2 separate regions of the Homo sapiens genome follow, and region 2 is linked to region 1. A link is a loop called in an ENCODE intact Hi-C map of the cell type or tissue named here. Cell type or tissue: mammary epithelial cell. All regions are shown on one strand. Links, peaks and the distances in the headings refer to the core of each region. The heading gives the core; the rest is flanking DNA.

Evidence for each region. Hi-C counts contacts between places; a loop is a spot of excess contacts. Peaks named below come from ENCODE experiments on the same cell type or tissue, not always from the same donor. Only the 100,000 strongest peaks of a DNase experiment are listed, where the experiment ranks them.
Region 2: it touches region 1 in a loop (4-fold over the local background); 7 of 110 quality-filtered maps call a loop at or near these places.

Annotation. Positions count from the first base shown.
Region 1 is chr20:63,577,761-63,585,229 of GRCh38, forward strand. No RefSeq gene overlaps it. Among named protein-coding and RNA genes, the nearest start is that of HELZ2, 7.3 kb to the left of the region's middle. RefSeq lists enhancers at 3,370-3,549, 4,833-5,333, 5,334-5,834. In mammary epithelial cell, for the core only: a CTCF peak has its summit at 3,196; a DNase peak (open chromatin) is centred at 3,201.
Region 2 is chr20:63,696,968-63,703,202 of GRCh38, forward strand. TNFRSF6B (TNF receptor superfamily member 6b) reads left to right here. Exons shown (of 3, transcript NM_003823.4): 1 at 1-224; 2 at 361-555; 3 at 1,313-1,717. The coding sequence ends at 1,596. It overlaps ARFRP1 (ARF related protein 1), which reads right to left. Exons shown (of 8, transcript NM_001267547.3): 5 at 5,169-5,250; 6 at 4,863-4,933; 7 at 3,635-3,735; 8 at 1,680-3,563. The coding sequence ends at 3,476. It overlaps RTEL1-TNFRSF6B (RTEL1-TNFRSF6B readthrough (NMD candidate)), which reads left to right. Exons shown (of 38, transcript NR_037882.1): 36 at 1-224; 37 at 361-555; 38 at 1,313-1,731. Among named protein-coding and RNA genes, the nearest start is that of TNFRSF6B, 3.4 kb to the left of the region's middle. RefSeq lists enhancers at 790-839, 1,935-1,984, 2,225-2,404, 2,475-2,524, 2,573-3,454 and 1 more. In mammary epithelial cell, for the core only: no CTCF peak of the experiment used is centred there; a DNase peak (open chromatin) is centred at 2,334; H3K4me3 peaks cover 1,962 bases; H3K27ac peaks cover 2,335 bases.

The DNA of each region.
Region 1 (7,469 bases), core at 1,258-6,257:
AGGAGTTCAAGACCTCAGTAAGCTGTGATGGTGCCAGTGCACTCCAGCCTGGGAGACAGATCAGGACTGTGCGGCCAGGACAGGAGGGAGATGTCCTGTTTCCGCCCACCTTTCACATCTGTGCACGTCTTCTTAACTCAAAACAAAAACAAAAAGTGCCACCTCGAGTCCACAGAGCATTGAAAACCTGCAGGTTGCCGTGGACAGCTCTCTGGCTCCCGTCCAGCTGTGCTCAGGCCACAGTGACCCCTAACACGGGCTGAGTGTGAGACCACGGGAGAGAGTTCCACGTACACACAGCACACGGCCAACACGCTCACACGGGCTGAGTGTGACACCACGGGACAGAGTTCCACGTACACACAGCACACGGCCAACAACACGCTCACACGGGCTGAGTGTGAGACCACGGGACAGAGTTCCACGTACACACAGCACACGGCCAACAACACGCTCACACGGGCTGAGTGTGAGACCACGGGAGAGAGTTCCACGTACACACAGCACACGGCCAACAACACGCTCACACGGGCTGAGTATTAGTAATATTATTGTATCCACGTCAGCTTCCTGACTTTGTAACAGACAGCTTCCACGTTCTGAGGAAACACACCTTGAAGTGATGGGGTAAAGGGTGAAGGGTGAAGGGTGAAGGGGTATCGTATCTGAAAGGTGAAGGGGTATCGTGTCTTAGTCTCAATTGCCTGGAACTACAGGCTTCTACAGAACCGGCAAATGGGCCAGAACAAAGCGACTGGTGAGTCCGCATAGAGCACAGGGAGTCCTTTGTTCTATTTTTGCAACATTTGTGTACGTTTGTTTAAATTATTATATCAAAATACAAAGTAAGAAATGTCTGCCCAACACCCTCAGCTTGTCTCATCCCGGTCCCTAGGTCCTCCTCACCCAGCGTCCCTGCCAGTGGGTTCCATGGCCCCCCAGTGCCAGCCTGCCGTCTGCTGCCCTCTGCCGTCTGCCATCACCTGAACCCTGCAGGAAAACGTACACACTGTCCCCAGCGTCACGAAGCAGGTGGAGGTCCCCAGGGCTTAGGGCCAGGCCTCAGTTTACCTGTGACTGTGGGCCATGTGCTCTCGGGCAGGAACTGACGGCCTCTGGGTATAACTCGCTTAAGCAGGTCTTTAACACCCGGTTCCCATCTTTCCAGAGACCCTCCCGGGCGCCCTCCCACCAGCCAAAAGCTCACACCCCTAGTGGAGGAGGTGATAGGGTCTGCAGTGGGAGGGAGTGGAGCCGATTTCAGATCTCCTCCTCTTGGCCTTGTGGGAGCCGTGCAGCCGGGAGGCCTCCTTCGAGATGAGCCCCTGGGGAGAAAGTCAGGGGGACCACACCTTCTCCTTGCAGGGGTGCCAGAAGGATCTGATGGGGGTTTAGTCCCAGGATGGGTCTACGCCCCCCGGGGCCTCCCAGCTGCTCTGTCCTCTCTCCCTGCCTGGCCTCTGCACACACAGCCATGTGCGTGTGACATTGTGAAATATACATTAACATATTTGGTCTCGTCCCGTTTCCTGGCAAAAACCCCTAAAATCCCTGGAGTAGCCAAAGTGGCAAGTGCCTTTTTGTGCTGATATTGACCGAAGGCTGGCAGCCTGGAGGCAGCCTCAGGATGGGGCTGGTCCTCAGAAAGGCCTCAGCAGGAGTAGAGGGTGGTACTTGCAGCCTTGCCCCAACCTCCAGGCAGGGGAGGGGAGAGGCGGCTGAAGGCGGTCCTCACCAGTGGCCAGTGACGTAATCAATCATGCCTGGGTAATGAAGCCTCCATGAAGTCGCAAAAGGACAGGGCTCAGAGAGCCGTGGAGGTTCCTGGACGGGGTGCCCTTGTGGGGTGAAAGCTCTGCGCCCCTCCCCTTACGCATCTCTTCATCTGCGTCCTTTGTAACGTCCTTTATAATAAATGGGTAAACATGTTTCCCTGAGTTCTGTGAGCTGCTCTAGGAAATTAATCTGACCCAAATATGGGGGTTAGGAACCTCAATTTATAGCCAATTGGTCTGAAGCACCCGGGGCTTGAGATTGGCATGGGGAGTGGGCAGCAGCCTTGTGTGGACATCTCCAGGTAGATGAGGATGTCTAAGGACAGATGGCGTCTCCAGCTAGATGGTGTCTCCAGGTAGACAACAACGTCTATGAATTGACGGTGTCTCCAGGTTAACAACAATGTCTCCAGGTTAACAACAATGTCTCCAGGTAGACAACAATGTCTATGAATTGATGGTGTCTCCAGGTTGACAACAATGTCTATGAATTGATGGTGTCTCCAGGTTGACAACAGTGTCTCCAGGTAGACAACAATGTCTCCAGGTTAACAACAATGTCTATGAAAAGACGGTGTCTCCAGGTAGACAACAATGTCTATGAATTGATGGTGTCTCCAGGTTGACAACAATGTTTCCAGGTTAACAACAATGTCTATGAATAGACGGTGTCTCCAGGTTGACAACAATGCCTATGAATAGATGGTGTCTCCAGGTTAACAATAATGTCTCCAGGTAGACAACAACGTCTATGAATTGATGGTGTCTCCAGGTTGACAACAATGTCTCCAGGTTAACAACAATGTCTATAAATTGATGGTGTCTCCAGGTTGACAACAATGTCTATGAATTGATGGTGTCTCCAGGTTAACAATAATGTCTCCAGGTTGACAACAATGTCTATGAATTGATGGTGTCTCCAGGTTGACAACAATGTCTCCAGGTAGATGATGGTGTCTATGGGTGGACAATGTCTCCAGGTTGATCTGGAATCCCTCCCACTGCAGACCCTATCACCTCCTCCACTCAAGGTGTGAGCTTTTGGCTGGTGGGAGGGCGCCCGGGAGGGTCTCTGGAAAGATGGGAACTGGGTGTTAAAGACCTGCTTAAGTGAGTTATACCCAGAGGCCGTCAGTTCCTGCCCGAGAGCACATGGCCCACAGTCACAGGTAAACTGAGGCCTGGCCCTAAGCCCTGGGGACCTCCACCTGCACTGTGATGCTGGGGAGGGTGTGTGGGTTTTCCCGCAGGGTTCGGGTGATAGCGGACGGCACAGGGCAGCAGACAATGGCTCCAAGTAGACGTCTCTAGGTAGATGGTGTCTTCAGGTAGATGGTATCGGAATTAAACTGGAGCACGCCCAGCCGGCGTCGGCTGCAAAACTGACTAATCTGTTGTTGGAACAGAACCCCCACCTGGTGTCAGCAGTGAGCTGTGCTGTGAGAGTGCAGGAGAAACAGCCTAGTTTTCTGACATCATTAGAGGTGATGAGCCACCTTCTCAGCCCCTGCTCACCTCTCCCCCACACTGAAGCCTGCTGGAGCCCTCAGGCCAGGCCCTGAGCAGGAGGCATGGGGTAGGTGTTGCAGGATCTAAAAGGCCTCCCAGGGGCAACAGAGAGCCTGGCCAGGGGCTGTGCCTTTCTCTGCTTGCCCCCACAGCACCCCCAAAGCTTGAGGCTTGATCAGATATCCCTGAGGTCTCCTGGCAGGGACCTTCCTAGTCCTCACTGGCCCCCAGTGTCCCTCTGCCATGTGGCCGCCTCTCCGGGATGACAGGGGGAGGGGCCACACTCCTGCTGGGGCTGGAGATGTTGGGGTCTGGAGTGGGTGTGGGCCTGCCCTGGGGCTGCTCTGGGCATCTGGTTGACACAGAGCCAGGTGCCTGTGCGCCCCGTGGGGCAGCTGTGCCCAGCCTGGCTGCCCTGGAGGAGGGAGCCAAAACCTGGGCCTTTCCACCCAGCCTTCCGGTCTCCCCTCTTCTCCCTGGACATACAGGAATGTGGCTTGCTCCTGACGCCCAGAAGTTCAAGTCCAGAACGTTACTGCAGATGTCGGGAGAGACAAGACAGGACAGAAGGGAGCCTGGGTCAGACCCAGGTCTGCGGTCTGTTGGTCCCCGAAGGGCCTGAGGCGGGGAAAGGACAGTCTTCAACAAGTGGCAGCTGGAACACGGAGTAAAGTTTCGGGAAAAACGAAGCTCAGCCCCACCTCGCATTGCACACAAAATTTAATTCAAGATGGAACATCTAAGCATCAAAGCTAAACTGTAACGCTTCTAGAAGAAAACAGGAGAAATCTTCACAACCTTGGGATAGGCATATATTTTTTTCTTTTCTTTTCTTTTTTTTTTTTTTGAGACAGTCTTGCTCTGTCGCCCAGGCTGGAGTGCAGTGGCGTGATTTTGGCTCACTGCAAGCTCTGCCTCCCGGGTTGATGCCATTCTCCTGCCTCAGCCTCCCGAGTAGCTGGGACTACAGGCGCCCACCACCACGCCCAGCTGATTTTTTGTATTTTTAGTAGAGACGGGGTTTCACCATGTTAGCCAGGATGGTCTTGGTCTCCTGACCCTGACCTCGTGATCCACCCGCCTAGGCCTCCCAAAGTGCTGGGACTACAGGCGTGAGCTACCGCACCCAGCCGGCATATATTTCTTTAAAAAGACATAAAAGGTAGAAATATAAGAGAAAAAAATTGATAAACAAGGTTATATAAGTAAAAAATGTCTGTACCAGTGAGAAAAATGAAAAGTCAAGCTATTAGTTGAGACAAAAATATTCAAAATACACATATCTGATGAACTATATGCAAACTGAAAATGTTTTTATCTTTGTTATTATTATTATGCTTTGAGACGGTCTTGCTCTATTGCCCAGGCTGGAGCGCAGAGGTGTGATCACAGCTCACTGCAGCCTTGAACTCCGGGCTCAGACAATCCTCCGACCTCAGCGTCCCAAGTAGCTGGGACTCCAGGCATGCACCAACACCCTCAGCTAATTTTAAAATTTTTTGTAGAGATGGGGTCTCACTATGTTGCCCAGGCTGATCTTGAACTCCTGGCCTCAAGTGATCCTCCTGCCTCGGCCTCCCAAAGTGTTGGGACTACAGGGGTGAGCCACCACTCCTAGAAGGCAGATTTTTTTTAATCTCAAAACTCAAAAGTCCAGTTTTTAAAAACAAACAAAATATTTGAACAGACACTCCACACAAGAACATATACAAATGACCAAAAGCACGTGAGAAGGTGCTTACCATCCAGTCACTGGGACACGCAAATGGGACCCAGCGAGAAACCACCTCACACGGGCAGACCGACTGCGTCCAGAGTGAGGACGGCTCGTGCCGCGGAGGGTGCGGAGCAGCCACCGCTCCCGTTGGTGCTGGTGGGGATACAAGACGGCACAGCCACCTTGGAAAACAGCTCGGTCATTTCCGATACAGTTAAATGAACATCTGTCTCAGGATCCAGCAGTTCGACTCCTGCAAATCTACCCAAGAGAAATGAAAAAAGGATCTTCATTCTTCACAACGCCTGGGCCAGGGAGCCCCTCCTGCTGGGGCCAGCGTGCTGACGCCCACACAGAGACACCCGCCGGTTCACAGCAGCCCCATTCCCAGCAGCCCCAGACTGAAAACAGCTCCAATGCGTATCACCAGGCGGCTGAATAAACAAACCGTGGAACGTCTGTACGACACAACACTACTCAGACAAAACCAAAACCGAACACGTCCGACCCACACAGAAGCATGGAGGAATCTCAGAAACAGTTCAGTGAAAGAGGCCAAACACAGACGAGTATTAAATGTGCGGTTCCGTTTCTATGAAGCTCAGGAACAGACGAATTCTAAAAACCAGGTCAGTGACTGTGAGGACAGGCCCGACTAGAGAAGGGAACAAGGGGAGTGTCCTCTGCCTGGTGCAGGCAGCAGGTACATGTGTCTGTATTGCTTAAAACTCATCCAAGGCTGGGCGCAGTGGCCTGTCATCCCAGCACTTTGAGAGGCTGAGGTGGGCGGATCACTTGAGGGCAGGAGTTCAAGACCAGCCTGGCCAACATGGTGAAACCCCATCTCTACTAAAAATACAAAAATTAGCCAGACATGGTGGTGCGTGCCTGTAGTCCCAGCTACTCTACTCGGGAGGTTGAGGCAGGAGAATTGCTTGAACCCAGGAGGCAGAGGTTGCAGTGAGCTGAGATCGCGCCACTGCACTCCAGCCTGGATGACAGAGCAAGACTCCGTCTCAAAAATAAATAAATAAAATAGGCCGGGCACGGTGGCTCATGCCTGTAATCCCAGCACTTTGGGAGGCCAAGGCAGGCAGATTGCCTGAGCTCAGGAGTTCAAGGCCAGCCTGGGCAACATGGCAAAACCCCATCTCTACTAAAAATACAAAAACTTAGCCAGGCATGGTGGCTCAAGCCTTTAATCCCAGCTACTCGGGGGACTGAGGAAGGAGAATCGCTTGAACCTGGGAAACAAGAGGTTGCACTGAGCAGAGGTCGCACCACTGTACTCCAGCCTGGGTGACAAGAGCAAGACTGTCTCAAAAACAGAAACAAACATGTCTAATAAGGGATCATTATCCAAAATATGAAAAGAACTCTTAAAACTCAACAATAATGAACAACCCGATTTTTTAAACAGACAAAAGATCTGAAGAGTCACCTCACCAGAGACAGAGAGAAGGCAAAGCAGCAGCTTGTGAAAGGGTGCTTCCCATCACACATCATTAGGAAATCTGCAAACCCAAACAGTGAGTTACCATCATACACCTGTGAGAATGTGCCAGGGCCAGGCGCAGTGGCTCACGCCTGTAATCCCAATGCTTTGGGAGGCCGAGGCTGGAGGATTGCGTTGAGTCCAGGAGTTCGAGACCAGCCTGGGCAACAGAGTGAGACCCTGTCTCCACGAATTTTTTTTTTTTTTTTAGAAGGAGTCTCGCTCTGTCGCCCAGGCTGGAGTGCGGTGGCGTAATCTCGGCTCACTGCAATCTCTGCCTCCCCGGTTTCACACCATTCTCCTGCCTCAGCCTCCTGAGCAGCTGGGACCACAGGCGCCTGCAACCACGCCTGGCTAATTTTTTGTATTTTTAGTAGAGATGGGGTTTCACCGTGTTAGCCAGGATGGTCTCGATCTGACCTCGTGATCCGCCCGCCTCAGCCTCCTAAAGTGCTGGGATTACAGGCGTGAGCCACCACAACCGGCCTCCATGAACACTTTTTAAAAAAATTAGCCGGGCGAGGCGTGGTGGCTCACATCTGTAATCCCAGCACTTTGGGAGGCCGAGGCAGGTGGACCACCTGTGGTCAGAAGTTCAAGACCAGCCTGGCCACATGGCGAAATCCAGTCTCTACTAAAAATACAAAAATTAGCCATGCGTGGTGGCATGCGACCGTAATCCCAGCTACTTGGGAGGATGAGGCAGGAGAATCACTTGAACCCGGGGACTGGAAGTTGCAGTGAGCGGAGATGGTGCCACTGCACTCTAGCCTGGGCGGCAGAGTGAGACTCAATCTTGAAAAAAATAAAAATAAAAATAAAGAATGTCCCAAACCCAAAACGCTGACAACGCCAAATGCTGGTGAGGACGTGGAACAGGAACCTCAGTCATTGCAGGTGAGGACGTGGAGCAGGAACCTCAGTCATTGCAGGTGAGGACGTGGAGCAGGAACCTCAGTCATTGCAGGTGAGG
Region 2 (6,235 bases), core at 1-5,000, 120 kb after region 1:
CACGACGTGTGGCCCGTGTCCACCGCGCCACTACACGCAGTTCTGGAACTACCTAGAGCGCTGCCGCTACTGCAACGTCCTCTGCGGGGAGCGTGAGGAGGAGGCACGGGCTTGCCACGCCACCCACAACCGTGCCTGCCGCTGCCGCACCGGCTTCTTCGCGCACGCTGGTTTCTGCTTGGAGCACGCATCGTGTCCACCTGGTGCCGGCGTGATTGCCCCGGGTGAGAGCTGGGCGAGGGGAGGGGCCCCCAGGAGTGGTGGCCGGAGGTGTGGCAGGGGTCAGGTTGCTGGTCCCAGCCTTGCACCCTGAGCTAGGACACCAGTTCCCCTGACCCTGTTCTTCCCTCCTGGCTGCAGGCACCCCCAGCCAGAACACGCAGTGCCAGCCGTGCCCCCCAGGCACCTTCTCAGCCAGCAGCTCCAGCTCAGAGCAGTGCCAGCCCCACCGCAACTGCACGGCCCTGGGCCTGGCCCTCAATGTGCCAGGCTCTTCCTCCCATGACACCCTGTGCACCAGCTGCACTGGCTTCCCCCTCAGCACCAGGGTACCAGGTGAGCCAGAGGCCTGAGGGGGCAGCACACTGCAGGCCAGGCCCACTTGTGCCCTCACTCCTGCCCCTGCACGTGCATCTAGCCTGAGGCATGCCAGCTGGCTCTGGGAAGGGGCCACAGTGGATTTGAGGGGTCAGGGGTCCCTCCACTAGATCCCCACCAAGTCTGCCCTCTCAGGGGTGGCTGAGAATTTGGATCTGAGCCAGGGCACAGCCTCCCCTGGGGAGCTCTGGGAAAGTGGGCAGCAATCTCCTAACTGCCCGAGGGGAAGGTGGCTGGCTCCTCTGACACGGGGAAACCGAGGCCTGATGGTAACTCTCCTAACTGCCTGAGAGGAAGGTGGCTGCCTCCTCTGACATGGGGAAACCGAGGCCCAATGTTAACCACTGTTGAGAAGTCACAGGGGGAAGTGACCCCCTTAACATCAAGTCAGGTCCGGTCCATCTGCAGGTCCCAACTCGCCCCTTCCGATGGCCCAGGAGCCCCAAGCCCTTGCCTGGGCCCCCTTGCCTCTTGCAGCCAAGGTCCGAGTGGCCGCTCCTGCCCCCTAGGCCTTTGCTCCAGCTCTCTGACCGAAGGCTCCTGCCCCTTCTCCAGTCCCCATCGTTGCACTGCCCTCTCCAGCACGGCTCACTGCACAGGGATTTCTCTCTCCTGCAAACCCCCCGAGTGGGGCCCAGAAAGCAGGGTACCTGGCAGCCCCCGCCAGTGTGTGTGGGTGAAATGATCGGACCGCTGCCTCCCCACCCCACTGCAGGAGCTGAGGAGTGTGAGCGTGCCGTCATCGACTTTGTGGCTTTCCAGGACATCTCCATCAAGAGGCTGCAGCGGCTGCTGCAGGCCCTCGAGGCCCCGGAGGGCTGGGGTCCGACACCAAGGGCGGGCCGCGCGGCCTTGCAGCTGAAGCTGCGTCGGCGGCTCACGGAGCTCCTGGGGGCGCAGGACGGGGCGCTGCTGGTGCGGCTGCTGCAGGCGCTGCGCGTGGCCAGGATGCCCGGGCTGGAGCGGAGCGTCCGTGAGCGCTTCCTCCCTGTGCACTGATCCTGGCCCCCTCTTATTTATTCTACATCCTTGGCACCCCACTTGCACTGAAAGAGGCTTTTTTTTAAATAGAAGAAATGAGGTTTCTTAAAGCTTATTTTTATAAAGCTTTTTCATAAAACTGGTTGTAGTTGCACAGCTACTGGGAGGGCAGCCGGGGACACCTGAGCCGCCCGCTGTGCCCAGATCCCTCAGGCTGCCTGCCATCAGAACTGCTGCCCGGGGCTTCCCCTACCTCAGACAGACCCTCCCTGGGAGGATCAGTGGGGAGTGCCACCTCTGCCCCCAGTGGCTGTGGCACGTGGCAGGGGCCCCTGAAGCTCAGCGAGGGTCAGGGCCTGGGAGGGTATCATTGCTGGAAGAACAGGATGGGGCTCAGGCCAGCCCTAGTCGCCGGGGCCCACACTAACCCCCCACTTATGAATTCCTCCCACTCCCAACTCACAGGGGATTTCCCGAGAGGGGACCTGCCAAAGACCTCCTCCAGGCCTCCCATGCTTTCCGGGAAGTGAAGCTTCTCCCTCTCTGGGGCAGGCTCTGAAGCCTCCCGATGCACCCAGAGCAACCGGGGGGCTGCACCAGCCACTCGCCTCCCCAGCACGGCCAGGTTCCCGGGGCTGGAGGTCCCCCCCAGGTCCTGGGAACCAACCTGCAGAACACACACAGGGTCCCCTGGAGAGGACGCGGGGACTTCCAGGGCCCGACTCCTGTGAGTCACAGCCCCGCAGCTGCTGCGCCACCCCCACCCTGACTCATGCCCCTTCCCAGCAGCTCCTCCCAGGACCCCATGTCCTTCCCACATCCGCAGGAAGGGAGTGCCTGGACTCTCCAGGCCCACCTGGGGAGCCCCTCACCTGCCCACCAGCCCCTGAGCAGCCCAGTAACACCATCACCGTGTCCAACAGCCAGGAGCCTCCACCCTCCAGGAGGGAAGGGATGGACAGAGCCACACTCGCCGTCTTTATTTTGCACTCACCCTGGGTGACACTGGGCAGGCCGCTCCTGCCCACAGCCAGACTGAGGAAGAACACAGCACTCGGCAGGCCCAGTGGGGTCCGTGCAGGGAGGACCCCAGGACCAGCCTTACTCCCGAGCAGGGGACACAGGGCCCCACAGAGAACCCCTCCGGGAGGTTCTCTCCTGGCTGGGGGAGGGCTCTGGACCCCCACAAACACTCCCCAACTTGCGGGGCTGGGGCATAAAAACAGCCACTCCCAGCAGGCCCCCTCAGCTTTTTGCATCAGTCAGCTCCCTCCCGGGGGATTAGGGTGAGGTGAAGCCAGGCCCAGGCGTGGGGTATAGGTCTTCCCCCGCAGGCCTCAGCCCTGTCCCGAGGCTGCATCACAATCCAGGGCCCCCGCTGGCCTTTGGGAACATGGCCTGGGTCTTCCTCAAGGCAAGATCAGCCCCAGACCACTTCCGGGGTCACGGGGTCACGGGGTCACAGGGCAGAAGCCAGATGGCAGCCATGGCTGACGGGCCTCCTCCTCGATGGGGCGGAGACAGCCACGGGGTCTCCCGAGGGTCCCACAGGGCTGTCCTCATGCAGCCCAAGCCAGCCTGAGCACTGGAGCCCCAATTCCCAACCAGGTCTCCCTCAGACCCCCCAGAAAGGGCCTCGAAAGGCCGCCGCTGCGCCCTGTGGAAAGGCTGCCGCTGCAGGGCCTGGGCCAGCCGGGCTGCCAGACTCCCCTCCAAAGCCTCCGGATGCCTACGCTTTTCCAGACATAGAGGAAAGTTTGTCTTCGAGAAAACAAAGTAAATAGAAGAACCCCAAAGCAAAGCAAACCCACCCCCCAGATCAGCAGCATGGGAGCCAACAGGAGGCCACTCCTCCAGCACCAGGGGACCAGCCGTCCCGACGGCAGCGCGGCTGCGCCTACGTGATGTCCCTCTGCCGCGGCGGCCGGTGCACATTCCGCACGACACACTTCACCATCCACTCGATGCCCTCGCGCACCCCTTTGCTGTGAAGACAGCGGGTGTGAGGCGGGGGGTCTCGGTCCCCAAAGCCCCCGCAGGTGCAGCCCCCACTCACCCTGTGAGGGCCGAGCAGGCCTGGGTCAGGCAATCTCGCCTGCCGATCTTGCTGGTGCAGTCGCTGAAGGCCGTCTTGATGTCAGGGATTGAGAGGCACGTCTGGGGGAGGTAAGGCCGTGAGGAGCAGCCCCCACGTCTGGCCCTGTCCTGCCTGTGGGCCCGGGACTCTCAGAAGGGCGTATGCCCTTCACCCCAGGGAAACAGCCAGAGCTCCACCAGGGTCCCAGTGTCTCCCACAGAGACCACAGCAGTGAGGACCCTGTGCTCAGCCCGAGGCTGAACATGGCTGGTAGTGCCTGAGACAAACTAGACGTCCACACGGCTCCAAGGAGTCCACCCCCCATCCCCTCCCTGGGGGACACCCTGAGCCCCGAGGTGGGGCGCTGAGGACTGAGGCCTCCTGGGCAGTGGCGGAGGCAGGTCCCAGGGGCCCACACAGCCGGGGATGATGGAGAGGTGGGAGCCCTGCATCAGTGATGGAGGCAGTCTGCAGTCATGGTGGCTTCTGCTCACAACCACCTGCCCAGTCTTCAAAAAGCAGCCCTCCCCTCCCCTTTTCCTCCGAGGGGAGACCCCTGCCCCGTACCAGATGTCCCTCTTGTCGGCTGAGATTGTAGGGGAGGCCAGCCTTACAGGCTGGGGGCAACAGAGCCACCCCAGAGAAGGCAGGAAGTGAAGATTCACCTGGCCCTCTGGACGCCGGGCTGCTTCTGTGCAAAGCCACTCCAAGAGAACAGCTAGAACTCAGCGTGGCCAGTGCTCCCGGGGGCAGTGGCACCTCAGAGGGGTCTTGAGGGGCTGCCCTGGGGGTGGGGCTGGCACAGATGCCACCTCCAAGGGTAGCAGGAACAGGTAAGGGTCAGAGCTGACTCCCACCAGGGCCCCAGCATCACTTCTTTGAGCTCTGAGTTTCACCTGGGTGTCCCCACAGCTTGGCCACACACTCCTGAGACACGGCCGCCCTCCTGGGGAGAGGTGCCCTGCATAGCAGGAAGAGGCCTCTGGGCGCCTGCCCTGAGGTGGGAGAACCTCCAGGGCTGGCAGCAGCAGGTCTGGAGAGGAACCAGGCTTGGGAAGCTGCTGGGGGCAGGGCAGGCCTTGAGAATGGCTCTGTACCCCCTGGGCAGTCACTGGGCCTGGGGTGTCTGGGTGCACACCTGCTCCCCTTGCTGTGGGGGAGGCTGGGGACTCGGGAAGCTGCTGCGGGAGGCAGGGGTGGGGCTCACCTCCACATCCTGCTTGTTGGCCAGCACCAAGACGGGGACACCGCACAGCGCCTCGCTGGTCACCACCTTCTCTGGGGAGGGCAGGAGAGGCAGCGCCTCACACCCAGCATCCTGCCTCTGACTGCCCAGGGGCCCACAGGCGTGGACACTGTGACAGCCACTCCCTCTGCCCCCCCCCCCCCCGTCACCCACTAGGCAGGAGCACTTCTGACCAGACACTGAGCCTGCCCCAGGCACAGAGCTGCCCAAGCTGGACCTGCCCCCACTCACCATCCATCCCTCCCAGAGCAGCCAGGCCGCACTCACCAAACGCCTGCTTGGACTCAGCCAGCCTCTCCTCGTCGGTGGAGTCAATGACGTAGATGACGCCGTGACACTCCGCATAATACTGGGAGGAAGCACCAGGAGTTGGGGCTCAGTCCCCACCCTGCCAAGGGCCAGCAGAGCCAGGCCTGTGTCATGGCCACAGTGAGGGGCTCACATGAGGAAGGGGCAAGAGGGCAGCCCCCAACTGCAAGACCCTTCTGGGATGCATTCTGGGGTTGCGGGGAGATCTGGTGGAGGTGTCCCCAGACGCTGCTCCTGAGAACCTGCCGGCAACCTTTGGCCTGATGGTGGCCAAAGGTGAAAGACAGGGATTGGGCCAGGCGTGGTGGCTCACACTTATTATCCCAACACTTTGGGAGGCAGAAGCAGGAGGATCACCTGAGCCCACTTCACGGCCAACCTGGGCAACACAGTGAGACTCCGTCTGTACAAAAGCTTATGGTAATGTGCGCCTGCAGTCCTAGCTACTCGGGAGGCTGAGGTGGGAGGATGGCTTGAGCCTGGGAGGTTGAGGCTGTAGTGAGCTCTGATCACACCACTGCACTCCAGCCTGGGTGAGAATGAGAGACCCTGTCTCAAAAAAAAGATAGGGTTTGGGGGCTGGAGGAACCTAGACCACAGCCTGGCCCGTTGAGGGAGTGCACCTGTGGGGCTCTGTGCCAGCACCTCGCACAGGGAGGGAGTGTGGCCATGCGGATAAGACTGACCAGCGCCATCTACGAAGCGAGCCTTCCCTGCCAGGACAGGGCCAGAGTCACTGAGCTCAGACCTCTGCAGCCTGGGCTGGTCAGTCCTGGGCTCGCTGGCAACACTCCTGGGCAAGACAGGGCACAGCCCCTGCAGCCTCAGGTACAAGTGCTGAGCCCTGGACCAGATGAGTGCACCTCTATCTCAATCAGAAAAAAACACAGCAAACTCCGCGTCCACGTGGAGCAGACAACAGCTCACATTTGCCACTTTGCCTCCAGGCTGTGCCAGCTCTCCTGTCCAGGCATGAGTGCCCAGAGACCTAGAACTGGATGCTGACCAGGTAGGACAAGCTGGTG